7 separate regions of the Mus musculus genome follow, and all the other regions are linked to region 1. The links are chromatin loops, found by intact Hi-C in ENCODE. Cell type or tissue: heart. All regions are shown on one strand.

What was found. Peaks named below come from ENCODE experiments on the same cell type or tissue, not always from the same donor. Only the 100,000 strongest peaks of a DNase experiment are listed, where the experiment ranks them.
Region 2: a loop joins it to region 1, with 2.2 times the contacts of the local background. A loop is called at or near these places in 4 of 42 quality-filtered maps.
Region 3: a loop joins it to region 1, with 5 times the contacts of the local background. A loop is called at or near these places in 2 of 42 quality-filtered maps.
Region 4: it touches region 1 in a loop (2.1-fold over the local background); 12 of 42 quality-filtered maps call a loop at or near these places.
Region 5: a loop joins it to region 1, with 8 times the contacts of the local background. A loop is called at or near these places in 10 of 42 quality-filtered maps.
Region 6: a loop joins it to region 1, with 3 times the contacts of the local background. A loop is called at or near these places in 8 of 42 quality-filtered maps.
Region 7: it touches region 1 in a loop (2.5-fold over the local background); 4 of 42 quality-filtered maps call a loop at or near these places.

What each region holds. Positions count from the first base shown.
Region 1 is chr5:43,234,405-43,238,404 of GRCm38, reverse strand. It overlaps Cpeb2 (cytoplasmic polyadenylation element binding protein 2), which reads right to left. Exons shown (of 12, transcript NM_001368806.1): 1 at 3,317-4,000; 2 at 817-1,098; 3 at 1-78. It overlaps Gm7854 (predicted gene 7854), which reads left to right and starts at 3,051. Exons shown (of 8, transcript NR_028417.2): 1 at 3,051-3,453. In heart, a CTCF peak has its summit at 1,714; DNase peaks (open chromatin) are centred at 3,004 and 3,184; H3K4me3 peaks cover 3,504 bases; H3K27ac peaks cover 3,757 bases.
Region 2 is chr5:43,670,014-43,674,013 of GRCm38, reverse strand. It overlaps Cc2d2a (coiled-coil and C2 domain containing 2A), which reads right to left. Exons shown (of 38, transcript NM_001359906.1): 4 at 2,710-2,793; 5 at 199-322. It overlaps Gm35762 (a long non-coding RNA gene), which reads left to right and starts at 2,071. Exons shown (of 2, transcript XR_376931.3): 1 at 2,071-2,627; 2 at 2,787-4,000. In heart, a CTCF peak has its summit at 1,766 (motif pointing left); a DNase peak (open chromatin) is centred at 1,613; H3K4me3 peaks cover 1,241 bases; H3K27ac peaks cover 1,360 bases.
Region 3 is chr5:41,706,398-41,710,397 of GRCm38, reverse strand. Rab28 (RAB28, member RAS oncogene family) reads left to right here and starts at 2,219. Exons shown (of 7, transcript NM_027295.3): 1 at 2,219-2,493. The coding sequence starts at 2,419. In heart, no CTCF peak of the experiment used is centred here; DNase peaks (open chromatin) are centred at 1,927, 2,217 and 3,177; H3K4me3 peaks cover 2,265 bases; H3K27ac peaks cover 1,767 bases.
Region 4 is chr5:42,968,629-42,972,628 of GRCm38, reverse strand. No RefSeq gene overlaps it. Among named protein-coding and RNA genes, the nearest start is that of Gm43700, 68 kb to the left of the region's middle. In heart, CTCF peaks have their summits at 1,170, 2,057 and 2,796; no DNase peak of the experiment used is centred here.
Region 5 is chr5:42,410,048-42,414,047 of GRCm38, reverse strand. No RefSeq gene overlaps it. Among named protein-coding and RNA genes, the nearest start is that of Gm40295, 110 kb to the left of the region's middle. In heart, a CTCF peak has its summit at 1,552 (motif pointing left); no DNase peak of the experiment used is centred here.
Region 6 is chr5:43,779,878-43,783,877 of GRCm38, reverse strand. Fbxl5 (F-box and leucine-rich repeat protein 5) reads left to right here and starts at 1,729. Exons shown (of 11, transcript NM_001159963.1): 1 at 1,729-1,913. The coding sequence starts at 1,830. In heart, no CTCF peak of the experiment used is centred here; a DNase peak (open chromatin) is centred at 1,717; H3K4me3 peaks cover 2,485 bases; H3K27ac peaks cover 1,912 bases.
Region 7 is chr5:43,660,413-43,664,412 of GRCm38, reverse strand. Cc2d2a (coiled-coil and C2 domain containing 2A) reads right to left here and starts at 2,034. Exons shown (of 38, transcript NM_001359906.1): 1 at 1,854-2,034. In heart, a CTCF peak has its summit at 2,030; DNase peaks (open chromatin) are centred at 1,692 and 2,202; H3K4me3 peaks cover 1,963 bases; H3K27ac peaks cover 2,523 bases.

The sequences.
Region 1 (4,000 bases):
GGATGTTCCGGCTGCAGTGCACCAACTATCTTGGAGTGAATCTGAGCCCCAAGCTGGCAACTGCAAACTAGATCTCACCTTCAATAGCATAGAAGTTTGCATCAGAAATGAGCAGTTCTCTTCCCCATCCCACCCAAGAAAAAGAAAAATAGAAATGAAAAACAATCAAACTATCTTAAATTTTTGTTTCATCCTCTTAACAGTTTTGAGAAAAACTGAATCTCATTGGCAAGAATCACAAAATATTAACAGTTCTGGAAAAATGATTTCCATTAATATTATTAGGCCATCATCAGTTGGAAAAAAAATCACATATACACATATGTCTATATTTATAGTCACTGAACCAGTGAGGTAATTTAAATTAGATTCAGAGTCTTAATATTTTTGTACCACAATCACAGCAGTATTAAGAATAATCTAACATGTACACAGCTGACCACAGAAAAACCTATGCACAACTGCAGTTACAATTTTTTTATCTTGGCTATATAATCGGAAAGACAATTTTTGCTTGTCTATTTAGAAATAGACAACAAGCACTTTTAAGGAACTGCCAGTTAAAGGCTTCAATCTGTATGAGAGAAACATAGTTTTTTAAAATGTTTGGAAGCTTATTTCCATTCATTGTGTATTTACAGAGAAATTCTTTGTTTCCTCTGTGTATTTTACCCTCTAATAATTAAATGATATGCTTAAAAATTAGAACATTAATTTTGTTAATCTTCCTATACGGCTACTGATGCCTCCAACCACCCCACTTCCTATTTTGAAAGATAAACATTAGAAATGAGGATATTTACATACCATTCTTACCTGTAAGGGTAAGAGTGTGTTACTATTGTTGTCTGTCCTGAACACATTATCTTCAATCCAAGATTTTGGAGTCAGTGATGGAGTAGAGCGAGTGAATTTCGGTGGTGCTATAACATTACCCGAGAACGGCTTCTTCAGCGGAGATATCTGATTCATAGTCCCTGGGATCCCCATGTTGCCGCTCCTGCGGTGATCTCTGCCGTGCATTGCTCCCCAGGACATGCTCGCAGTGCCCCAACCGCTGTTCTGATGGTTGCTCCAAGGAGACTGTTTCAGAAGAGGCTGAGGAAAATATATCTATTTAAATTACAGCCCTTAGAGAGCGTATAATTTAAGTTTTAGAACCACGAATTTAATGAGACCATAAAGAAAGAAACGCAAAAGCCAATAGAATATTTCTTAAGGGGCTTCCAAAAAGAAATCTTCCCATCTTGCTATTTGAAATCTTGTTTACTTCGAGTTAGGGAAGTTTTCACCCTCCTATCTACTAAAGCAGTGATGTCTTGTGATAGTTACTAAAAATATACTTTGAAGCTGCAGTTAGCTTTGAAAATCCTTAAAGTAACCAATATTCTACTCGTTAAATTAGTATTAGTTAAATGTTCTTAATGACCTCAGCTATGGGAGCAAATTTTTTAGACCTTAGGCTTTCTAAACAGTTTGGGCTACTCTGGGAAAACAAAACAAAACAAAAAACAGTGGTAACATTAAGAATGAATTGAAGATGCCTTTAAGGGACACGTCAATACAGGGTGAAACAAACAAACAAACAAACAAACAAAACAAAAAACCCAACTTCATTTTCCTGAATTGTTAATTTAACTTTTAAGGTATTTTATTCCAGTTTTCTTTTCTTTTTTTCACTTAATTATCCTTGAACTGCTAAGCAATTATCTGATGCTACCCATAGGTGGATCCACTGAGATACACAATAAACAACCACAGGCTTTGCTTATTTTTAGTAATCTTAAGGCAAGTCTCTGTTAAGTTCATTGACATTCAAAAGCAAATTATATTCAAATATAGAGTCGATGACAAGTTAAGTCATCGAAACATGGAAAATTCACAGTACATTTTTTAAAAGGACCTGGGAATTGCTAGTATTTGTACTGTCGATAAACTAAGGCTAAATTTTTCTGGGAATATTTAGACAGTGGAAATATAGATTATGACTTTCTAAAACCCAATAAATATGGTAATCATAAAGTTAAACGTTTCCTTTAAGAAAATTTTAAAACCTTGATAATGGATGCTACTACAGGGTTTTAAATGCTAATTTAATCATGCAAACACAGCCTCCTCCGTCCTCATAGCTGAAAAGCACAGCCCAGGAGCCAAGGCACAATTACCCAGTGCACTAGGGCCTTATTTTGCCTACTAAATGACTCACAGTTCAAAGTTCCTCTCCAGTGACCTAAAATTCCATATGAAAGCCGTGTGACCTCTTACAGTCCAAGGTAAAACCCATTTCTTTTTGTTTATTGGAGCACACTACAGTTAAATACAAATCACGGCAGTATGTCCTGCTAACGTTCTATTTTGACTGTGGGAATTCAAAATTATTTATCAATTTCAATGGCAAACTTGTAGTTAAAAAGAGAAGAGTCCGACACACAAAAGACAGTTGCTCATATAAGCCATGGGAAATTGTGTATTACTTCAAAAGTTGATATTTCCCCATTCTTGGGGCATAAAAGACAATCCAACAAATCTGTTAACTTTTACTTGGGTTAATTTCGATAGACTGTTAACTGTGACGTTGGTTAATTTAATCAGCATCCATTCTTGAAAACTTTGGTCAACAGAAAAGTTATGAGAAGAACCAGTTAAGGTCAAATTTTGGTTCCATGACAATCCCTCATCTTGACATTGGATTTCGAATGATCACCATAATAAATGCTATCCCCACTAAAGGTCAAGGAAACTCTCAACATCAGCGAACTCAACGGCCACCCAAAATCTGCCTTGGGCGGAGTCCGGGTTGGGGGCAATAACAGAAAACATCCTGAGTCAGAAAGGACACAGAGTAGCCAAGCGCCTGCTTGGTGTCATTTCATGATACCGCATACCCCCTGATTCCGGTACACACCCATGTCGAGACATCTAGGAGGAAACACATTAAAACCTAGATTCAAGGGCGCCTTGGGTCTTCAACCCTTCAAGATGTGACCAAACATTAAAAAGAGCAGAAGTCGAGAGCACTCCAGCCCGCGGCCGCCCGCCGCGCGCAGACTGACAGTTCCTCCCAGCTCTGACAGCCCGCGGGTGCGGCTGCAGGTGCCGCCTCGGCTTCATTAGCCCAGCTCAGGACAAACTCCAGAAGGGAACAACCCCAGTTCTGGTCCCCTCGGTCACCCCGGGGAAGGACCCAGCCCTAGCTGCTCACTCTCCGCCCGCCTTCCCGAGAGTGCTGCCCCGACCCCGGGTCCGCCGCCAAGCCGGAGCGCCCGGGGCGTTCGAGGGGGCTTGGCGGCTCCTGTTCCCACCGCGCACGCCTTACCTGGTGGTGGTTGTACGAGTTCCTCTGCTGCAGGAAGGCGGCTGCGGCAGCCTGGTGCTGCTGCTGCAGCTGCGGGCTGACGGGTGACCTCCGGCTCTGCGGCTGCTGCGGCGCCGCCGCCGGCGGCTGCTGTTGAGGTAAATTCATGGCGGGCGGCGCGGGCACCGTGGGAGCAGAGAACGGGCCGCCGAAGCCGCCGCCGCCGCCGCCACCGCCGGCCGGCACGCTGAGCCCCGCGCAGCCGTGCGGCGACACCGGCGAGAAGCTCGGGAAGAAGGCCGGGTTCATGGACGATGGCAGCCCGGGGTAGAAGCCGTTCTCCGAGTCCGGGCTGGGCGGCGGCATGGCGCTCAGAGAGCCGCCCGCGCCGCCGCCGCTGCCCGGGGTGGCAGCCGAGGAGCCCGGGGGCTGTGGTTGCGGCGGCTGCTGGGGCGGCTGCGGCTGCTGGGGTGGCTGCTGCTGGGTCGCCGGCGGAGGCTGGGGCGGCGGCGGCGACGCGGTCTGCACCGACCAGGGGGTGCCGAAGCCGGGCAGCGGTGGGGGAGACGCGGAGCCGCCTCCCCCTCCGGGGGGTCCCCCGCCCCCGCCGCCGCCGGGGTGCGGCAGGTCCGGGCTCTGCAGGCTGCTGAAGGCGCTGGTGCCGAGCGCCGCGCCGGGCAGGAGGGTGCTGGGGCTGTTGAGCAG
Region 2 (4,000 bases), 440 kb before region 1:
GTGAAGCTCCCTTCAAGAAGGGCTTCCAAAACTCAACCTCTGTGTGTTACTATATTCCCTTTAGCTTTGTCCTATCCAGGCAGCCTTGCTCCTGGTCATACATTAAAAACAATGCTCCAAATCAAGCCTCATGCTGCTCAGTGCTGAGCTTGTGGTTGGCAGTTAATAACTACCAGCCAAATAAACCAAGATACTCACTCCGGGGCCCCCGCCGGGCTGTCAAGCTCAGGAGGTTGGTCTCGGGCTCTTCCTCCACCACTTCCTGCTGCCCACCATCTTGGAATTTGTCTGACACCATTTCCTCAGGGGGAGAGGCGGGTGGCTGTGAATAGATCAGAGGTTTCTGAGACATCAGGAGTTTAGTTGGCTCAGTTCCTTTTAAGAAGTGGTGGGTACCTTAGAAGGGATGGGCCCTAGTACCATCCACGTTATAGACTGTGGTTTCTTGCTCAGATCAGCCTGAGCTGCTACTAACGGTCTTCCCACCATAGTGTTGAGACATCCCCAAATAAGACGATAATTTCCAAAACTTTAAGCTATGTAGGAATCACAGGAGAACACTTCATCTCCAGCTCCAGATCGACAGGAAAGAACTGTTCAAGCTTCTCTGGCTAATCTGGGCTGATTCTGTTTCCACACTAGGTGCACCTGAGGACAGTCTATAGTATCTTCATCAAAGTCTTGAGGAAGCAGGGGTGGTATGGATGTCTGTGTGGCCAGACCGAATAAAGCTCACAGCCAATTCAGCCTGGCTGTGAACTCTGGGCAAGCCTGTAACCACTTACTCTGTAAAAGCATTGCCATGAATGGGGAACCATACTCTGTCTGTCTGTCTGTCTGTCTGTCTCTCTCTCTCTCTGAACTCATTGTTATACACAAAGAATTGCAGCATAGAAATTCAGATGGAAATAGATTAGATGACTCTAAAGGATGTGAACATCTGAATAAAAACCCTGGTCGGCATCAAGGCTCTAGAGCAGGCTAAATGAACGGGAGTGTGCCTGTTCATTTCGGGTTTCTGAAACTCAGCCACTGAATTGTTACATCCCTCCTGTGGCTTTCTCCTACTAGGTCCTGGATGCCAGGCAGCTTTATTTGGTCGCTCTCTGTTCACTCTGTGATTCAAAGACACTTTTTATCTGACATCTCAGGGTCCCCTGCCCAGGGTTGCAGAGCAACAAACAGGCTGAACTGGTAAGAATGGGTAAAAACTTCAGGCACGTGGCCAGAGAGTGGCCCCATGGCGCTGCTGCAGCTCCCGTCTGTCCCCAGCGCACTTCCCCAGGCTGCATTCAGCCTGCAGGAAAGGTAGAAGGGTCCTTTTCTCCCCTCTTTCCCTGGGAAGCAGGAAGTGTGCTGCAAGGAGCTGGAATGGGGGTGGGGGTGGGGGTGGGGTGTCCCCTTCTTTTCCAGTGCTCTCTCCACCGCCCAGGTCTGTTTGCCCTCAGCCGGCAGTCTAGTCTCGTCTTATGACTGCTAATTCAAAATGGCGCTTCCTTTCCTTCCCTCCCAGGCTGGCTTAATGATTACTCCAGGCGAGTCCATAACAAGCCCCTTTCTTGTCTTTCTTCTCCAGGAGAGCAGCTCTTTAATAAGGGAACTGAGTTACCTTACAGGGATGTTTCCAGCGGAGGAATGGAACTCCTGCAGAGAGGTGGGGGAACAGGGGCTGCAGGCTGGGGAGACAGGAGTTAATCTTTGGCTGAAAATTTGGGACTCGGGATAGGAGAAAGAGGGAGTCTCTTAAGATTTGTTATCCTGCACTGCCATCTACCGCCCACCATAGTCTATGGCCATCAGTGGCAATACTCAAATTAGCTGCTTTCCTTTTTCCTAGACTTGAAGAGACAGGATAACACAGAGAAGGAAAGAAAAGAAGAAAGAAAGGAGGGAGGGAGGGAGGGAGGGAGGAAGGGGGGGAGGGAGGAAGGGAGGAAGGAAGGAAGGAAGGAAGGAAGGAAGGAAGGAAGGAAGGAAGGAAGGAAGAAAGAAAGGAAGAAAGAAAGAAAGAAAGAAAGAAGGAAAGGAGGGAGGGAGGGAGGGAGGAAGGAAGAAAGGAAGAAAGAAAGAGAGAGAGAGAAAGAAAGAAAGGAAAGGAGGGAGGGAAGAAGGAAGCAAGAAAGAGAGGAGAGAGAGGAAGCAAGCTCTTAATACTGGTCATAGCTTTATTCTGAGTACCATCTCTATAAGCCCGACAACCAGCATCTCACATTAGACACATCCCTGCCCCACAGCTTCCAGGAGTAAGCCCAAAGAGGGATGTTTTCTGCTGGGCCATAATAGTTAAGTTTCTATTGCTGTGACCAAAAGCAACTTGAAGAGAAAAGGGCTTTTTTCATCTTACACATCTAGGTAATAGATCATCACAGAGGGAAGTCAAGATGGGAATTCATTGCAGGAACCCAAAGGCAGGAACTGAAGGAGAGATTGTGGAGGGAGTGGTACTGCTTACTGTATTGCTGCCAGGCTCTTGATCACCTGCCTTTACTATACAGACACTGCCCACAGTGGACCAGACCCTTCTACATCAATTATTAAACAAGCAAAGGCTCCACAGATATCCCACGAGTGTCAGACTGACAGCCAAGATTAGCCATCACAGGTGTATCCTGTGTGGCTCCCCAGAGGTGAGCGCAGGCCGTCTGTCCATCAGTGATGTGGATCAGTAACACTCTGCCCGGACAGACACAGGTTCTCATCACCTCTCACCTTTTTCTTTCTCTGCTGTCTTCGCACCTTTGAATTCTTCTTCCGTCTTCCCGCCTCTGTGTCCACACCATCTCCAGTGAAGTCCTTTGTCAAAAGGAAAAGAGAAGAAAAGACTCTTGAGGTATCGAGTTCCTCCCTGACATCAGTTCTCACCACCACAGAGTTAGCAAAGGGACAGAAAACAAAATCTAAGTGGCCACCTACCCGCCACTCTTCTCAGAATAGGTACGCTCTAGCCAACTTCTCCTCTAACTGAAATAAGTGGGATGGGATGGTACTAAGGCTCCTATTTTTATTGTTACAAGTGCTCATTCATACTTTCAACATTTATTGAGCACCTACTGTGTACCAGGTCCTGATGTTATAGGGCAATACACTGTGGTCCCCACTCTCATTAAGAAAGGTGAGTATTGAGTGAAGCTTCCAGGACAGATGGAGAAGTGGGGACCGGCATGGACTCACGTGTGGGATTTCATTTACTGCTTTCTAAGTTGAGTAGCAGGTAAAGGAAAAAGGAAAGAATAGTGTAAGTTGAATTAGCAGGAAAAGTTCAACTCACAGGGAATGTTGGCAGATCTCTTTGGACAGGTAAAAGGCCAATGAAGGTCGCATTCTTCTTTTCACGTTATGCATTGTACATCTGATACCGAAGATATTAGAGCTAATATCTCTGACGTGCTCAAACCTTGACATTTTGAGTTATGAAATTTTGCAAATAGGGGCATCGGCACTTTTGAGTGAATGAGACACTTTAAATTTGCTGGCTGTGTATTACACACCTGTGATCCCTGCACCCAGGAGCTAAGGCAGCGAGCCTGGGCCACCCAGAAAGTTCAAGGGCAGCCTGAGTTCCAAAGTGAGACAATCTCAACAACAAGTTCATCGATTCTCCTACTGCCTCACTAAATCCACTGAAGCAGAATTGGAATGCAGAACTTGGATGTTAGTGTAGAAACCTTGTGTTGTGGCTGATCCACGTTCTCCTATCTCCCCATTCCCCCTCCTCCTTAGCTATTGGGATTAGGACATGGAGGTCACTTCCAGAGGAGGGAGCTGAGATCCCAGCCAGAGAATGGGTGTGGCTTAGCTTTTGTTTTTGTGATGAGCTCTGTCTAACAGGAGTACTGAGTAGAGGCCCCATCCTAACTCCTTTCCCCAGACTTGCTAGCAAAGGACTGTTGTAGGTTAGAGATCATCAAGAGGATGATGCCCAAGAGGACGAGCATGGCTCGGAGTCCAATTGTTAGTTTTCTTGGGCTTTGGACAAGCTTCTGAGACATCTAAGCCATCC
Region 3 (4,000 bases), 1.5 Mb after region 1:
CAGCTTCAAGTCGGAACAATAACCATTAGATTGTTAAGAATATCACAAAGGGAGCCCAGCATAATGGCACTCCATTAATCAAAGGCATGTGGGACTCAAAGGCAGATGGATCCCTGTGAGTTTAAGGTCAGTCTGGTTTATTACAGTGAGTTCCAGCAAGAGGTCTTGTCTAAAGAAAGAAAAAAAGACTATAGCAGAATGTTTTCTGAAATTATTTTATCTTCATTAGTGATGAGCAATAATAAATTAATATTATTCCCATCTATGAATTGTTTTAATATTTTAACCTACCTGAAAAATTTTGTTGATCTATTAGTGTCTTTTTTTGTACTAGCTTCTTGTGATTGCTAGAGCAGAGTACTATAAACTTGTTAGTTGAAACTAATACATTTGTTTGAAGTTGTGGGGTCAGAGGTTCTAAATCAGTGCCACTGGACTGAACTTAAGGTGTGGGGAATATGTTCCCTCTGAAAGATCCAGAAGGGAATTTGTTCTCTCTCCTTGCCAGTTTCTTCTGGCCACCGGCATTCCTTGGTTTGTGGCTCCATCACTGCCATCTCTGTTTTCATGGTTATATTGCTCTCTCTCTCTGTCTCTCTCTGTCTCTCTGTCTGAGCCAACTCAGATTCCATTTCTTCCTTATAAGGATATATGTGAATGAATTGAAGTCTTACTAGATAGTCTTCTTGTTACTAGATCTGTAATCACATCTGGAAATTACATCTTTTACACAGGCTACTATTCGCTAAGGAGACCTTGATATCTTTACGTGATGTAGTCTACTACTACACCCTTCAGACTAAGTCCCATAGGTTTGTTCTCTTCTATGTCCTCAATGCTCAGAAGTGTTGTGAAGAAAGCAACGATCACTGATACTTGAAAGATTAAGCATTGTTGAGTCACCTTAAACATCTTTAGTGTGGGGAGATTTGGTTTGATCTGAGAAGTCATACATGGTAGAGCAATGGTATTAGGATGTAGTTAGTTGGAATTTGCAGTGAGAAACTATGAGAGATTATTCTAAGGACTAGATGTTACCCATCTATAGTTTAGGTGTTTCATGAATGAACACACTCCTTGAATGTGCAGGTATTAAAATAGTTTGTAATAATCCCGAAAAGCTATGTTAAAACCAGTGTTGTATTTGCAAAGATCCCTGATTTCATAAAATGCCTGGGATTCTTCTCACAACTTTTTGTTTACTCTTTGCAGGGGTCTACTACCTGGTCCTGTTATGAATGCTGTACCTGAGAATCCAATGACATTTTTGTATTTTGTGTTTTACTTCTATTTTCCTTTAGATTGTTTCTTGGAAATGTTCAAGTCTTATACACAAGATCTTTCCCCTTTTTACTTTACAAACAATGGCTTTAAATATTTAAACTCTCATTTAAATGCTCTTAGCTTGTCACAGATATTTAAAATACTGTTGTTACACACAACTGGTTTCATTTTATATAGCAGCATCATTCTCTGGAACTTCATACACAACAATTTTCCTCCAGCAAACTACACTTGTGAGATCCTGAAGGTAACACAGGCAAAGGAGGCCCTGATCCTACTATGGAAGGTTGTTTTAACGACACGGGAACCCCAGGGCTCCAGGGCCACTCTGAGGCTTGCAGAGGTAAAGACTATGATGGTTCACTCAGTTCTGTCTTACTAATGAAATTAGAGTCTGGGTCTTTAGAACGCGAAGAGTTAAAGAGGGTAAAAGGAGCCAGCACTAGAGCCCCAGGTCACTCTAAATGTCTCCCCCTCAGCTGTGGCCTTAGCAGTTTCCAGCAGCTCCACTAGCATACCAACCTCCTGGTGGGTGCTCACCTTCACCGACAGGAAGGATCCTGTGCACGCGCAGCCCGAAGCGTCCCCGGCTGCCCAGAAACAGACCCCGCCCCCGCGCCTCTTTCAGGCTCCAGGCTTCCATGGCAACAAAACCTCACCATGTCCCCGCCCCCTTGGACTAAATCAATCATGTGAGTTATGTTCTCAGACCTCATGAAAACAAGAAAGAAGGACAGGGCACCCGAGAGCTACTCTTCTCTAATGTGGTTTCACTTCACTGTAAAAAAAAAAAAACTTGCTTTTGTCTCCTAGCCAATGTTCCCCACGAGCAAACCGGGACGCCCGGTCTGCGTCTACGTACTCCCCCATTGCAGTGTGATGGTTGGAGCGGGGACGGGACGTCTTTTGAGTGACGCTAGGGGCGGGGCTTTCCGGGGGGCGGAGCCCTGCTGGGGGAGGGGAGGAGGGCAAGATGGCGGCCGGTGAGTGATTCTCCCTGGCTTCCTTCAGGGCGGAGGAGACGCCGGGGCGGGGGACCCGCTCGTGCAGCCCGCCGGCCTCCTCACCCCCGCCCCCGGAGGCCTCCTCTTTCCCGTCCTCCACCTCGGGGGCAGGCCAGCATCCTCGGACACCATGTCAGACTCTGAGGAGGAGAGCCAGGACCGGCAACTGAAAATCGTCGTGCTGGGGGACGGCACCTCGGGGAAGGTCAGTCCTCCAGCGGACCCGGCTCCCTGGGTTGCAGAAAGCGTGGTCCGGGTCGGGCGTGTCGGGCCCTCGGGGAGCGGAGCGCTGTCCAGCACTGCGTCCTCCCCAGCCTTGGCCTGGCTCGCCTCAGGCCGCGGCCTTGCTCGCGCCTGCGCCCTGTGCGCGTGCCCGCCGCCCGCCCGCCAGCCGGCCCGCGGGACCAGGCCAGCTCCTGGGGTGGGGGCCACCACCCGGACCCACACGAATGGCGACGATGCACTCTGGCCGAGGGCCCTCCCCACACGCTAGCTGCCTCTTGAGTGTCCTCTCTCACTTTAGTTCCATTCTTAGCACCCGTCCGTGCAAGGGTTCATTCAATAGGTATTTCTTGAGCTCCCGTGCTGGGCAGGAGGATGTCGGGGGACACAGGGACTTTAAAGCCTAGCCTTCTGCGACCGTTGGTTGCTGGGATGAATGGGCGCGTGCAGGAGAGGACCCGCAGGCAGTTAGTCCCCTGCCTCCTAGGTCCAAGTTCTCGACCCGAAGTTGTGAACTGACATGGGATAAACATTGCCTCGGTGCCTGGTACTTGCTCTAGGGAGAGGGTCCCTAGCGTCTCCGAGCGACTGCGGGTTAACCTTCCCACTAAAGCCATGCCGGCTTCTCCGGGCGCCCTCACACCTGTCGCAGCACTCCTGGGGAAGGTAGCTTAAGTTCCTCTTCCTCTGCCCCTGCCAGCGTCCCGTCTTCTCCCGCCTCTGGGACTGCGCTGGAGTTGGACCTGGTTTCTGTGGTGACAGCTTTTGCATCATTCCCGGAAGGAAGCTTTGCACACGCTTTCGTGCTTTGGTTCTGAAATTTGGGCTCCAAGGGCCGCTACACACGGTTTCATTCTAATTGCAAAAATTGGAGTCTTCTGTTATTCCATTCCTTGGGTTCCCAGGATACTTGCCCGTAGAGCACTGTCCCGAAGAAAACAGTCTAATGTGATGCTATTTTTTTTTTTTTTTGAGCAAAGAACAGAGCTTGGCTGCTTCTGTTTAGGAAGTGCACTTAAACGTTTCGAAGAAGCAAATTGTTGTACATCAGCATTATTTCTAAACTTTAATTCAACAAAAGCTAGAATATTTTTATAGGTTTCATTACTTAGATTTTCTTTTTAGCCACACATTGTGTTTTTGTTTCATATATTCATTTGCATTCAGTGAACAACTGAACTTGCTTTCCATTTAAAACCATGACACTTCAATACTATTATCTAAAAGACCTCCAGATTGCCTATTAAGTCTAGTATTATTTTTATATTTAAAATTTAAATATATCTCATCAAGTATTTAAAATATTTGACATATTTTCTTAAGTTTTACTCATCTGTCTGCTAATATTTAATACATGCTGAAATTTATTAATTGTTTTCTATATATATTTAAAATGTAGACAGTCATACATTATTTTGCCTTTGTTGACAGTTTAGTATAATTAGTTTTCACCTCTGTTAAAAGTTCTGTCCAGTGTTGAACAATGTATA
Region 4 (4,000 bases), 270 kb after region 1:
AACAGATTGTACTAATTCCAAACTAGGTTGTCTGGTTCTCGACTGACCCTAGTCCTTTAGTTCACATGAGTTCAGAGATATCAAGAATTTTCCTCAAGGTTATACTACCAATCAGAGGCAGAAGAGTTTATAAATGGAGCCATGTGACTCCTGGTTTAAGCTTCTTCTATGTGGAAGTTTCTCCCAAGGTTAGTAATTAATGTTATATTTTTAAATTTTTCTTTTAAAATTTTTGTGCATGTGTCTGAACCTTTGTGGCTTTACATAAACCATATGCTTGTGGTATCCATGGAGATCAGAAGAGGATGATATCTGGGAACTGGAGATACAAGAGGTTGTGAGTCTCCATACTTGGAGGTACTGGGAACCAAACCTGGGTGGTCTATAAGAGAACTAGCTGCTTTAAACTGGTGATCTGTCTATTCAGGCCCTAATACAGAAAACACACACACACACACATACACACACACTTGCAACTTTTATTGTTCTGTCACAGAAAATTAATTTCTTTCCTCATGTAATATATCCTGATTGTATTTCTCCTCCCTCTCCTAGCTCCTCCCAACTCCCACATCACCTGAATCTACCCTTTTTCTGTCTCTCTTTAGAAAGCAATCAGACTTCTAAAAGCTAATAATAAAATGCAGTAAGATCAAACAAAAACTAACATATCAGAATTGGGGGCAAAGCAAACAAAAGGATCCCAAGCGGAGGCACAAAAATCAGAGACACTAATCATTCATTCACATACTTGGGAATACCATAAAAACAAAAGAAAAGAAAAGAAAACAGACCAACCAACCAACCAACAAGCAAACATACAAACTAACTCTCAACTTGAAATAATAACATATTTGCAAAAGACTTGTAGAAATAAATATATATTTATAAATTAAAAATAACCCTTTTTAAAGGAAGAGCCCTGAGGGGACATTATAAGGCAAGGGATTTCTAATATGCTATTGAGTTCATTTTCTGTTGGCCATCTACTGCTGGACATGCAGTCTGTCCTTAAGAGTAGTTTGTTTTCCCAGTGAGACTCTCTTGGAGGAAAATGATGTTTCATTTGCCAATGGTTATAAGGAGGAGGTTGCTTCTGGGTTAGTAATGAGGGGCCTGTGTTCACTTCTCCTTTCAGCTCCAAAGCACCACCTAGTGCAGACCCATCCAGGCCCTGAGCATGCTGCCTCAGTCTCTGTGTGTTCATATGTGCATCCATCTTGTTAATTTCTTGATGTTCTCCATCACCCCCTGGCACTTGTATTCTTTCTGCCTCGCCTTCTTCAGGGTTGCCTGAGGGAAGGGATTTAATGAAGATATCCTGCTGAAGGCTGAGTGTTCCAAGGTCTCTCACTCTCTTTGTAACGCCTGGCTGTGGGTCTCCTTATTTGTTCCTATCTGCTGCAGGAGGAAGCTTCGCTGAAGATAGCTGGCATTGCATTTTCCATAGTTTTATTTTTGAAAAGCTATCTAATACATCCGTGCAAGTACAGAGAGATAAGCAAACAGTTTTACTCATTTGCTAAAAGTATCATTGGGAAGGGTGCTAGTTCAATACACAGTTTTAGAAGCCTTGATACAAAGATGAAGGTGACCTATACTATAAGGACTACTTTTGCCAAGATGAACTGGCTTACAGCAAATGATTAATAGCCTAAAAATGAAAATGTCAGGCTTACCATCTAAATATTAGCCAGTGGACTTCAATTTACTTTGGCTAAGGATCGACAGTCATGCGTGAGGCAGAAGAAGAACACCTTTGACACTACAGATCCCCTCTAAATATCAAGATCTCTTTAAACAAGCCATCCTGAGCACAGGCAGGCTAATTAATAACCCATTAGAAGGGAGTATTTGCTGGTTTCGATTACTGGACACTTCAATTAAGTCTCTTCCACATTAAAACAAAATCACTGCAAGACACCCAAGTCTGTTTCTCTGGTAATGATTTGTGGTTCCTGTTCTTAGAAATCCTGTTACCTGGTGGTGTCTCAGTGCTCAAGGAGAGACCAGGGAATAAGACAAACTTGGCCAAGGACTCCCCCGACAGGAGATAGGTAAGCATTGTCTAAGCAAGCTTGACTTGTAAAATCCAGGCTGCACTTCTTTCTCTATAAAACTATCTGTCTGTTGGATTTTGCTTTTTGAGTAGGATTCAGATTGTTATTGCTTGTCAAATTTCTATCCACAGGACTCCTCTTAACTCTTCATATGCTTCGCCTACCCTTCCCCGAAGTCTTTTCACTGCAGCTATATAAAGTCTGGGTTCTCAGACAATAACTGCTGGCATTTGCTGTCAGTCTTTACGGCCATGTTGCTTCTGTCTGAAAATTTCCTCAACTTTTCTTTCCTGGAAGCCCAACTCAGTATTTAGGGGTGGCTTCAGTTTTGTATACTTGGACAGTCTCCTCAAACCTCCAGCACCCATTTCTACCACACCCAGGTGTCACTCTGGGACTGTCAGTGGCTTCTGTTCCAAAAAGTCCAGACACTTGCTTGACCAGTTACCTACATCTGGAAGAACAACCCCTTCTTTGAAAAACAAGCCCTCAGCCTGCATCCCAACTCAGACATACAGCCCCTGTGTCAAGAGATCTTAGGAAGATAAAGAAGGAAGTAGCAGGAATCAAATAGTAAAATTAATGAAGGGAAGGAAAATACATTTCAAGTGAACTTTATTATTATTTAAGGGCTAATTGGTGAACAGATGATTTTATAGTGACCTTTCTTGCTCATAAATCATTGAAGACACAGGGAAGTCAGTCTGGAGGGAAGTGGACCTTGCTGTTCTAATTTTAGAACAGCCTGTGGCTAGTGTGGGTAATAACAACTATGAACATACCATTGTTGTCAAAAGAATGTCTTTCCTTGCTTAGAATAGCTTAAAGGTGACCTCGTTTTTGAGAAAGGATATATCTCCCTGGACGCGTGGAAGTTTGTTTTCTTCCTCTGCTATCTGCTCACATGAATAGTATAAGATTCAAGGGAGTATCTTCATCTGTTCACAATGTGCAACGATATCTGTATTAGTTGTATTTCTGTGATAAAACACCATGACCAAGGTAACTTATAGAAGGAAGAGTTTATCTTTGGCTTAGTGTTCCATATGCTTAGAGTCCATAATGGCAGAGCAGAGGCATGGTGCATGGAGCAGAAAGCTGAGAGCTCATATCCTTTACCTCAAGTATGAAGCAGAGAGAGTGAACTGTAAGGAGGGGATGTCTTAAGCAATCAAAGCCCATCCTGGTGACATAATCCTCCTCCAGAAAGGTCACACATCCTGAGCCTTCACAGACACTTAAAAACTGGAAACCAAGTGTTCAGATGCTAAGAGTATGGGAGAATATCTCATTCAAAACATCATAGTACCTACCACATGAAATATGGGTTATCAATAAGAGACTGTTGTCAATACATGTGTATGCTGGGAAATCCAGGATCATGTATCAGCAGATATAGCTTTTTCTGGTTTGCTTATCTTATATATATATATATATATATATATATATATATATATATATATATATATATATATCTGTCTCTTGTCTCCTTACATTTTAGTTTTTTGAAGTTTCCTGCCTTCTTAGGACACTGCACACTCTTGCTTGCCTTCAGGCTTTTGTCTATTCTAAATCTGTCTGGAAATCCCTCACTTTTTGCTGAGTCCTTATATGGGCTCATATGGAAGTTGCACAGGGTCTCTTGGGCATCTTTTGTAAAGATACTAAACCCAATCTGTGGGGGCTCCACTTTCTTGATCTCATCATCCCAAAGGCTATCATTTCCAGATGTACACCTTGGGACTATGCTTTCAACATATAAATATTAATAGGACACAAAGTCATATCTCAGTAGGGGACATTTCTGCATTTTGCTTAGGAGAAAATAATTTGAAGAGATTGAGCTATTAGAATAAATGTCAAGAGCTACAGCCTACCGTAGGGTATCTTACTGAACTGTTGGACAGAAAGACAGAGTTAAGAAGCATACTGCTGTACAT
Region 5 (4,000 bases), 820 kb after region 1:
AAAATAGACTGCCATCCTTACTGCTGGAGGACATCACTGAATTGCAGCATTGAATGGAATAGAAGGTAGAGAAAGAAAATTTCCTGCCCTATGTCGGATTGTCTTTGTACGGATGCAGTCAGTTCTCTTCTATCTTTGGATTCAACACGGCCACATCAATAGCTCTTCTGAGTTAGCCTACATAAGTGCACATTAATGCCTTTTAATAATTTCTTCATGTACACAGACGCACATACGCACACACATTAGTAGTTTTGTTTCTTAAACAAAACAAAACTAATAAGCAGCCCAATTAACCTACCCTTATTTCCAAATAGGGAAGCATGCCTTAGTTAACGTTTCTATTTTCCCAGCTAAATTAGCTGTCAGGTATCACTGGATCAGTAGAGAAAACAAAAGTTAATGGTTTGATGAAAATTTCTATCTCTTCTTTTTTATTTTAGTGGTAGACAGTGTTAATCCGGAGCACTGAATCCTTAAGATCCAATGGGGAGGGGGGCGTAGAATAAACTAGATCACTAAAGTAAAAGCAGTTCAACTGGAGCCAAGCCCATTATCCAGCAGACCTCATCTTCCACACTACCTCTTCTGTCCCTCCATTGTGGTTTCTTCCTTTGTCTTGAGACTCACCTCTTACCCATTACAACTAGTAGCTACAGTAGAAGTAAGTAGTTTCGCAGCTTTTAGATTGTTTCGTCTTATTTTGATTTATGAACCATGAAAATCAGTATGTATAATGTGACCTCTGTGTCCTGGCACCTGTGTAGTTCGCATGCTGTGGGGGAGCTCTTTGGGAAATGATTATGCCAACTCCCACCTAGCTCCCTTCTTCCATTCACTGGTTAGCTTCCAAGACCATGACTTATTAGCTAAGATCACGTTGCTTCTTCCTCCTTCAGAGCCCATGACTTTATCCTCTGAGAAACATCGATGGAAAGGTTACTGATTTTCACTTGATTGCGTGGGTAATCAGAAGCAGGGATGATATGATGGAAAGGTCATTGAGACTGAAATCGGAGAACTAAATCTGAATGTGCTTCATTACCTCTAGTCCTTAGACTCAGTCATCCCATCAATGTAAATGACAATAAAATGAGACTTGTGCCTGTTTTAAGGTTTCATTAAGGTAATGTGCGTGGAAATATGTGCTAACTGTTATGAGCTATAAAATGTCAAATATGCTTTTATTAGTTTTCAGCTTCATTCCATGCTGACATTTTATAAACACCCCCTAGAAGTGATTTAGAGGGACTCAAACTATTGTGCAATTCTTGCGCAGCTCCCTCTAGATTCAACATCATGTCTTGTACTGGACCCAAGCTGAATGGATTTAGAAGGAGCTGGTGGCATTTGGCACTACAGAGATGATATGTAAGCCCCAAGAGATTTAGAATATTACAAATCATGTCTTATTATTTATTAAGGTTAATTTGCCATTTGGAAAAGCAAGCTGGGTATTAAGTGTCTCTAAACAAAAATCTTCAATCTCTATACATCTGTAAAGAAAATTGCCTCCTGCTGGCTGCTTCCTCCCTACTTGACCTAGATCTGTTTTGAGGAGTGCCCTCTAGAGGTCTCTTAAGGTTATTATAGGCACTTTTCTAGGAAACCCGTAGGACTTAAGTAGTAAATAATTCCAGCAGTAGAATGCTGAATCTCAGCTTAAAAAAAGGAAAACCCACTTTCATTAGCATTATGAAATGTTAATTAATTTATATGAGTACCATCTATATTTTCAGTACAAAATTGGATGCAAAACCTGAAGTGCTGTTCTACTATAATCTGCTTCATTTATTACCAACCTGCAGCTAATTTTATTACTTGTTTGAGTAAAAATTTTACTTCCCCCTCTAACAATTTGGAAAAAATATTTTCACAAATATTGAATTTTGTGGAAGAATGATATGTGTCAAACATTTCTTCATATTTTCAGTTAATTTCTTTTTTGCTTCTTTTTTCTTTTTTCTTTTTGTAATGATGCTTATCACAGCAACAGAAAACAAACCAGGGCAACTTCCTTATCCAGGATGGTATCTAAGATATCATCTGATCTGACTCTTCTTTCACAGTTCAGAAACTGTTTACAGTTAAGAAACTAGCAAGGCCCTTTTAGTACTCCATAAACTACAGTATACTAACTTAAATATACCTTTCATCAGGCAAGATTTTTCCTAGCAGGAATTATTTTTCAGTTCCTTTCCATGCCTTTGTACATTGCTTAGATATCTTATCAGACAGTCCTAACTACCATCTGTGCTCTTATCTTGTACTCATGAATATATTTTAAAAATACACGAAATAATTGAACTTCATTTTATTCTTTTTGAGGTCAAACACATTTCTACATGTTAGTTAGACAATGAATATTTGGTAATTTCTTTAAAGTAATTCTAAGTTCTTAGTGATTTTCTCCATATTAACTGTCTGGAAAGATAAAACAGCTTCAGCAATTGTCATATACATGGGATGGATTCCAAATGATGGTCACAGACTTCCTTTCTGCCTGACGACCTTGGAGCTATCAAATAATTATAGCTATATTGAGATAATGTATCCTAGAACTAGAAATGATAGATAGACTTTATTATCTTGTCCGGTTTTGTTGGAAGTTTTAAATGTCACTGGTTTGAGGAAGAGAAGGACAGGAAAATAAAACTAACCAGATAATGGAAGCAACTGGTGAGATAGTGCAGGCCAGTGAAGAGGCCTGGCCTTTGTGAGCGCTTTGTCAACTGAGTAGTCAGGTCGTTTCTGATTTGTCTTCCACTCTTGCTTGGTTCCTAGGGTGGTTGTTCTTCTTCTTCTTCTTCTTCTTCTTCTTCTTCTTCTTCTTCTTCTTCTTCTTCTTCTTCTTCTTCTTCTTCTTCTTCTTCTTCTTCTTCTTCCTCCTCCTCCTCCTCTTCTTCTTTTCTTTTCTTTTCTTTTCTTTTCTTTTCTTTTCTCTTCCTTTTTCTTTTCTCTTCCTCCTCTCCTCTCCTCTCCTCTCCTCTCCTCTCCTCTCCTCTTCTTTTCTTTTCTTTTCTTTTCTTTCCTTCCCCTTTATTTCTTTCTTTGTAGCTGTAAGGGAGGAATTCTCACTTCCCACATGTCTTAGTTGTCAATAAGTATAGCTTACCCTAGTCAATAACTGTTTAGAGTGTTGCCTCTCTTCTCATTCTGTTCCCTATGTTGACCAGTCAGTATGATCTGCTTTTCTAATCTTTTTTTATCTACCTTGTCTTAGTGCAGCACTCAGAAGAGAGTGTGATGTAAAGAATGAACATAACTCAGTACATCATGTGGGTGCTCAAAGATTTCCAAGAGTTGTCAGTCAGAATGCTCTGGAGAGAGTAGCTTCACTAGTGTCCATAGGAGCAATGGTCAGATGTCTTCGAAGTTCAATAAATCATAGGGCTTTGCCACAGATAATCATTATATCCTCACTGTCAGATCTTTTGTCCTGGGAATATGGGCCCTTATGGTGTGAAGTTTCCATTTCAATCAGTCCCACTTCAATAAATATTTTTGGTAGCAATAATACAAAAACATTTTAGATAAATCCAATCAACTTCATTCTTAGAAGAGCATGATGATAAAACTGAATAGTAGTCATGGACTAATGGTGACTGGGCCTGAATATCATAGATTCTCTGAAGAACTAGCTCCATTTTGACCCAAAATGTGTATCATGGAAAGTAGTTGTATTCATTTCACTTATTTCTGTCATTTTGTGGGAAGGAGTTCAACTCAAAGAGTCCAAGAGATCCAACAGTCTAGAATTTGTTCACAGAGTCACAGATTGCTAGACATCTTTGCAACTCTTCTTCTTGGCCATTGCACTGTGTATTTGTTTCAGTCAGGTCTTGGAAATGTTCTAATTCAGGATGGGCAGATGCTAAATGACTGAAACAAATGCAAAAAATGTGGCATCTAAGGCAGACACAAAAATATAAGGTATGATTCATGCCTACCAGCTCCATGAATTGTTTCTTAAAGTAGGCTTTAATTTCTACTGCACTGA
Region 6 (4,000 bases), 550 kb before region 1:
TCCCTCATTCTTTCTTTATTCTGGTATTCTTGATCCAGCTACTGAGGAAAATCTCTTCATATAGCTCTATGTAACTGGTACACTGAAGTCGGAGTCTATATTCCAAGATGGCTAGAGTGAAAGATTAGGATATAACAAATGAGGGGTTAGCAAATGTCTTTTGAGAATTGTTAAAAATATGGAGGCAAAGCCCTGCTTAAACAGCGGAGAAAAGAAGGGGAAAAGAGGGAAACAGAGAAGGGAACAGAGGAAAGAAGAATAATGGGGTGGAGAGGGAGGGAGAAATCTGTCAAGACTTATCAGTTCTGTAAGCTATTTTTGTTGTTGTTGTTTTCTTTTTCTTTTTCTTCAGTCACCTCTTTGTTCCAACTAATACAGTACACAGGAACAAACTTATCGTCAGATCTAGATACATTTGGCCAGAATTTTATGTACTGATTTGTGAAATCCTGGGCAATGTCTTAATTTCCTTTGTCATAGCTGTTTTCTCTAACATTGTTTACAGGGAGTATTCGTGATGAGGTATTCCTATTAGCACTTCAAAAATACACGTACTCCGTTTTCCTTAAAATCTTATGAAGTAGGTTATTTATTCCCCTCATCTCATTTTACATAAGAGAATACTGCGGTCAGAACACAGAAGTCAGGTCGCTCTCCAAGGTTAGTACAACTAGAGTTTGGTGAAACCATGAACCTAAGCTTCATCTCCAGAGTCTGTTTTCCAGCTCAATTTGCATGTTAATATCAAAAGGTAACCAGAACTAGCTGCACTAATAGAAGTATCTTTTTATTCATTTTCTGAGAGTCTGGTTCCTTTTAACCATTGACATGAATTTGGGGTAGGAAATACAAAGGTGAATAATGTAGCATATCTTCTGCTTACTGTTCAAAGTTTATGGTTGTTGAGAAAACGACACACCCTTCCCAGGTTCTCAGCCTTGCCCGTGTTTCTCCCATTTTTCCACGAATTCTAAAGCCACGGGGTGAGAGCCGGCTCTGATACTTGGGAAAAGTCTACTGGAGGGCTTAGATGAGGACAGGTGACGTGCACTGGCCTTTCTCTAGGCAGTGACCTCATTTATGGCCCTTTCTTCCTGTCTGAGCCTCCTCGGCTTAAAATGGCGGGATTTGTGCTAAGGCTCTCTCCCTACTAGACAGCCATGATGGCTCCCCGCCCCCCCCACCCCCCCCAAACCCCCGCAGGCTCATCTGGCCGCTCTGGGACTGTCGTTCCTGATCTGAGGTGTTGGTCCTCCCTCTGGTGTTTCCAGTTCCCCAGGGCCACCATCCCACTCTGCTCCGTGCCAGGAGGGGTGAGGAGGGGCTGCCAGGTCCCCAGCTCTCAGCCGCAGGGGAGAGGCCATGCTAGGCCCAGAGCCAGCATCCCAGGCCTAGCAAAACCCGAACGAGGCAGCAAAGGCGGCTGAGGGCTCGGCGCGCGCACAGCCCGCCCGTCCAGAGCACGCAGGCTCGATCTGGTCACGCAGGTCCCTGCCTCAAGGCCAGGCACCCGGAGAAGCGCCCTTGAAGACCCTCGCCCTGGGACAGTGCGATTTTTTAAGAGATGTAACGCAAGGGACCAGGGACGACCATGCCCACCGGAGGAGAGAGCTCTGGGCGCCTCAGCGCGCGCGCCGGTCACGTGGGCCGCGGCACCGCATGGCGGCGGCCCGCGCGCCCCCGCGTCACGGCCCCGCGGAACCGCCCGGGCGCGCGCGCCGACGGGGCGGGCGCATGCGCAGGGGGGCGCGCCGCCTCTGCCCCGCGGCGAGGGTGTCTATGGAGAGGCGGCGGCCGCGGCTGCTGAGGCGGACGCTGAGGCAGTGGCGATGGCGCCCTTCCCCGATGAAGTGGACGTCTTCACCGCCCCGCACTGGCGGATGAAGCAGCTGGTGGGGCGCTACTGCGACAAGGTAAAGGAGCGCGGGGCGGAGGGCGGCCGCGGAGGAGCGGCCGGGTTCCGGGAGGCCTGGCCTGCGTGCCTCCCGCAACCCCCGCGTTGGCGCCGCGCGAGCCCGTCGCCCGCGCCCCGGCACCCGCGCGGCTCCCGAACCTTCCCACCGGGGTCCCGGGAGCCCGCGCTGGCCGCGGCCTGGGACGAGCGCTCGCGGGACTGACCTGTGCCGGGGTGAGGGGCGCTCCCGGCCGTCCGGCTCGGCCGCCCGCGGGGTGCCCGCTCCCCGTCCGCAGGCCGCTTCTGCGGTTACTCGCAGCCACAGCACCGCTCGCCCGGTCCCTTCGGGCTCTTTTAGTCGCTCTGCAAACACTGCATCCTCTCTCTGGACCTCTTGACTTGCTTCCTGGCTCCACAGGCAGCGTCTTGCAGCCCCTGGAGCAGGCTTATTTTACCTGCCTGCTTTGCACTGGTTTGGTTCCGTACACAAGCCCGGTACACGGACTGGGAAGACCTGCACTCCTCTTTCCTGGTTACTCTTTTTTTCCTTCCAGTTTTTATTTTTCCTGGATACTTTATTCCTTGTAGAATTTGTTCCTCTGTTGGACTTTTTACTGGAAGCAAATGAGAGGGGCCCCTAGGAAAAGTTGCCTTGCAGTGGAACTCACTTTGGACTTTTAATGGGTGTAGCCGAAGTTGAAGAAGCACTCTTGTGAAGATGAGTTGGGAACCTTTTTCTAATGATGCTGAAAACTCTGAATTGTCACTTTATGTTCGGAAGATCATATATGAGTAAATTCTGGGCAGTCATATGTTTTGCAAAAAAGGTGAACCAAATAAATAGCTGTTAAGTAATTATTAACTTAAACGTAAAAATAAATTGAATTATCAGAGATTACGTGGAATTAGCACCACTATTAACAGCAAACAAGAGTTGTCTTTCAATCTGGAGAGGTGCTAGGAAGGAGGCCAATGTCTTCCCTGGTAGGCCACGGGAAGACCAGCAATTTGAAGTGTAGGATCTTAGCATCTTGGCTGCACAGTCCTCTCCCTCCATTTTGGGAAAAGAAAAACAAACAAACCAATAAACTCAAACCCAGTTAGTCCTAAGCCAGTGGACCTTTAAACACCAAGACCATAGGCTCATGGCTCACACTACTTGGTTGCCCAAGCTTGCTGTTAAAATCCTGATGGCTGAACCCTAACTCAAATTGGAATCTCTGAGCATAGAACCCAGATGTCAAGTACAGTTTAGAGCTCTCAGTGAGAGTGGGGCCCAGCAATGGTGAGTACCACCTTCCCAGGGGAGGCTTAAGGACTGGCTAAGCCTTGAGCAGAAGAGTATGTATACTCGCGGTAGTTCTCATTTAGTGGTTGTGTTGTTTGTAATCTCCCTGCCTTTTGATTTTTTTTTTCATTGCACTACCCTTTAATTTCAGGAATTTCTCAAAAAAGCAAAAGGGAAATGAAGTGAAGACTAATGGCTAGTTTTGGGGAGAGGTAGTCCAGAGACTCCCTGGTAATATGGGCGAAATTTTGTCAATGTGTACATCTTCCTTGGTGCTTTCTATATCTCTTCTCTTTTTCCTTCTATTTTGTTTTGTTTTTCCTGTGTCTGGATCTTGTTCTATAGAGCCAGCTAACCTTGAATTCCCAGAGATCTGCCTGCCTCTGCCTGGGATTAAAGGTATGAGCTACCATACCAGGCTTGTCTATCTGTGTGTCTGTCTTTCTTTTTCTTTTTCTTTTTTCTTTTGGTTTTTCAAGATACGGTTTTTCTGTGTAGCTCTGGCTGTCCTGGAACTCACTCTGTAGACCGGGCTGGCCTTGAACGCAGAAATCCGCCTGCTTCTGCCTCATAAGTCCTGGGATTAAAGGCTAATATTTCTTAAGATGTTTAACATTGTCAAAGGATTATGACCTTCCCAAATAATCAAAATTTGTAATGTAGTACCCAGTCTCTTTTTTAAAATAATGAGGAAGTTGGTCATTATACTTTGGTTGGTTTGGTTCTGATACTGTTTTTGAGGTAGAATCTCCCGTAATACAGGATGGCCTTGAGAACTCACTGTATTTCAGAGGCTGTCCTTGAACTCCTGATCTTCC
Region 7 (4,000 bases), 430 kb before region 1:
AGTGGAACAGAGGTGCCCAGTAATGTCACAGTCAGTCTTCCAGGGTCCTGATATGAAATTTGGGTCTGAATAAAAGGTACCAGGAGGGATACATAGCTAAGCAATTTTGGTCAGTGTGGTCCTTTCCATCACTGACATGGCATTGTCTCTGTCCCTGTACCTTCTGCAAGGTGATTGACAAGCTGTCAGAACTGTCTTTTGGAGACAAGTCCTCCCTTGTGCTGGTACGAGCAGCCCATCTTTTCCTTCTCCCAGCGCTCAATACTGAGAAAATACAGCTCTGAGAGTCCATTGTTTTAATGGCTTAGAGTCCATTGTTTTAATGGTCCGATAGCTGAAGGAGATACACAAATGTGTCTTTAGAGTATCTTTTTACCAACCAGGATGGTCAGATGAAGAGGTCATGGTTGCGAGGGGAGGTGGGAGGAAGGGATGGAGAGGGGAAACAGAGGTTCAGAGATGGAAGAGAACCATAAGAAAACCTTAGGGTGTTGAGTGCTATCCCTTTACTCTCTTTAGTTTTTGTCACCCATCCCTGACAGCCATACACAAGTCTCTTCTCCCCTTCCTCCAGCCAGGACCAGGACACTTGTTTTCCCTCGTCTGTTTAAAATGTTGCTGGAACCTCCTCCCCTCCACGCATGCTCACTTTCTCTCTTCAGAGACGAGGCTTTTCCTTTCGAGTGGGAGGGCCCGCTCAAAGTTGTGAACTCTCAGGAGCCATCCTGTGCCTTTTTAATGATTAATTATGTAGCAGCAAGTTACTCTAGCCCCAGCTTCTAGGGTACCAGGTGAGTGACACAGCTGTGTGTGGTCATTTAATCAGATGGACGGGACACCTTTCACTTGATGAGGCCAGGTCAGCACCCAGGCTCTGCTCATGGGATTGCTCAGCTGCACAGGGGGTGCTGGAAGCACCTCTATGGCAGGAGTCCCGCTGTGGGCCAAGCTCTTTAGACCTTTTTACAAGTCTGTTTTGTCACTGATCTCATTATCTGTTTCTACATCTGCTTCCCCAGCAAAGTCTCACCACTGGACCTGGTCTAAGTTGGTTTTGTACACTGTAAACTTGAGTTCTTCATCTGCTGCATCATTGATGCTCACTAAAAACTTGAATAAATGACTCTGTAAGTGAACTCTAGGCCAACTATCTATATACAGATTGATCTATGTTTATATATGTGCATATCTCTCTATCTCTATGTATACATATATGCACATATTTTCTCTATCCATATACAGTTCCCCTCTATACAAAGCATGCTGTCGTTACACTTATTTGCAGAAATGTTATATAAAATGCAATAGCAGACATGTATTTCTCATTAGATTTTATTAGCATTTCATAGCACCTAGCATTTCATAGCACCTAAAATGAAAACAGCTGAGCTGATGGCCAGTAGACTTCTGAAAGCTTGGCAGACCTCAGCCCTGCGGTTCAGAGCTCTTTGTCCAATAACAAGAAAAGTGGAGCTCGCCACACGGAGAGTACTCCCTCCGGCCCGCCCTCCCCTTCCCCGGAGCAGTTTAAACTAAAGGCCCGAAAGCAACACGCAGCTAGTGCTTAGCAGCACACTGACCAGAGAGGCTCTCTGTGAACCGGTTTGCTTTTCCCCTGCAAGCCAGACAGCAGCTGAAATCAGAGCTGTCCCTGCAGTGCCCCCACTTTGCATTGAGAGAGTGAAACTGCAAGCAAGATGAAGGGTCTCTAATGTTAGCAAGATGAGAGTCCCTAACGTTACAAAGCATTCATTCCACTCTCACTGCACCAGGGAGGGGCTGGTTTCTCTGCCGGAACGGAAAGGAGAGGAAAGCAGGACACTGCAGCCTGTCTCTGTTAAAGACTGATTTACCTTCGTCCACTCTACAAAACGAAGTTTGCAGATTCCACTTGCTGGGCTGAAGGGATGAGATGAGAGACCAGTTGTGTCAAGCCAGAGAACCTTTTAGAAATGAGCGAAAGGGTGGGCTGGGGTAAGAGAGGTTACTCCCTGGGAAGCTGCAGCCATATCTCAGGGTTTAAAAAAAAACACCAGCTTAGCAACCAGTTCCCAGGGAAGGTCACTAGGCGGCCGCTTTTTTTTTTTAAAGTGGCAGTTTACTTTTAAGACTTGGAATATGAGCTTGCTGGGCAAGCAGTGGAAAAATAACGTGCTGAAGAGAGACAAAGGGAAAGCAACTGGGCAGCCTAGCAGAGAGGACTCAGGCTCTCAGCAGGGTGTCCTGCCTTATGTCTCTGGGTTGCATGGCCTGTTGGGTCAAGGACAGAAGGTGTTGATAAGTAGAGTGGTTTAGAATCAGGAGGGGCCATGTTGTGTGGAGCTGCCTAGTAAGCAGTAGCAAAGACTATGTGGCCGGGCATCAGAGCTATCAGAGCTCCAGCGTGTGTTGCATTAGGGATGTTGGCTGGCTGTGCACAGAAGCTGGACCGCACACGCCTAACCTCTGTTTCTTCAACTCTTCACTACAAATGACCCAGCGGCCCAGCAGGGATACAGACAAGATGGCTCAAAAAAAAAAAAAAAAAAAAAAAAAAAGGCAAGAAACCAGGAGAAAAGGCCAAGTAGTGAGAACAGTAGTAAGCAGACTCAGACTCTACAGGCCAAAGACAACCACAGATCAAGGAACTCCACAGACCGCGGCCTCCTAACCCCAAGTGTTGTTCCTCAGAAGCCTGCCATTTTGTTTCTTAGACAAGACCTCTGACTGGAAGCTGGCATTTGGTGATTAGGCTAGGCTGCCTGCCTAACTCCAGATCCCTGCTTGTCTTAGCTTGTCTGGTGCTGATAGAACAAACGTGGGCCACCATGCTGAGTGTTAGCCACCTTCAAAGCCAGGTCCTCATGCTTGTGTGATGAAAAGCCCTTTACTAATAGAACTATCTCCCAGCCCCTATTTTCTGTATCCCTAAAGCTCTGGCATTCACTGCATGGGTCTTAGATAGATCTCTGAAGCTAACTAATTCCTAGAGACAATAAATGACTCCAAGGAAATGCATATATTCTCTTTGATACGTACTAACTGACCCCAAGCTGGCATCTCCATCTACTGCAATCACCAAGAAGTACCCCTCTGCTCTAAGTCACTCTGGAGGCAGGTGCTTAGGGAGCATGTCTATGATCCAGAATATTCTGAAACAAGTCAAATTATTTAATTCTAAACCCACCAGCACACTTACCATGCCACAACCTTCCTTCCAGGGAAAACCCCAGTAAAGGGTCTCTTTTGGAGCCTGATGTTTGGAGAATGCTGTTTTTGGAGACTGCTGCTGATTGTGTTTGGTTGATTGGTCTGTCTTTGTATCCCCAGTGCTGGGAATATAGATGCCTGTAGCCACTTGGCTTTTTATGTGGGTGCTGGAGACCTGAGCTCAGTATTTATTCTGGGCCAGTATCTTATTGATTGAGTCATTTTTTTCCCAGCCCAAGAAACAAATTTATATCCATTGTGATATTCTGTTATAGAATTATAAGACATTTCCTGCTTTGAAGGATCTGTGTGAATAACCTTTCTACAAGACAGCCATGTCTGTGTCTTCATGTCTCACCGTACCAGAGAACCCAGAGTTCACTTTTTAACATATGTGTGTACAGTGTACACATGAGCCAACATGTTTGTGTGGTGTGTGTGATGGGGAGAAGGAAGATATCAGATTGAGGTACTAATATGGTCTTCATAACATATTGACATCTTCACTCCCAGTACCACAGAACCTGACATTATTAGAGGTAGGGTCCTTACAGTGTGTGCTGGTCAGTCTTATGTCAACTTGACACAACCTAGAGTCATTGGAATGAAGTGAACCGTAATTGAGAAAATGCCTCTATAAGGTTAGGCTGTAGAAAAGCCCGTAAGACATTTCCTTAATGACTGATTGATGTGGGAAGGCCCAGACCATTGTGGGTTGTGGCATTTCTAGGCTGGTAGTCCTGGAACCTATAAGAAAGCAGGCCAAGCAAGCCAGGAAGAGCAAGCCAATAAGCAACACCCTCCATGGTGT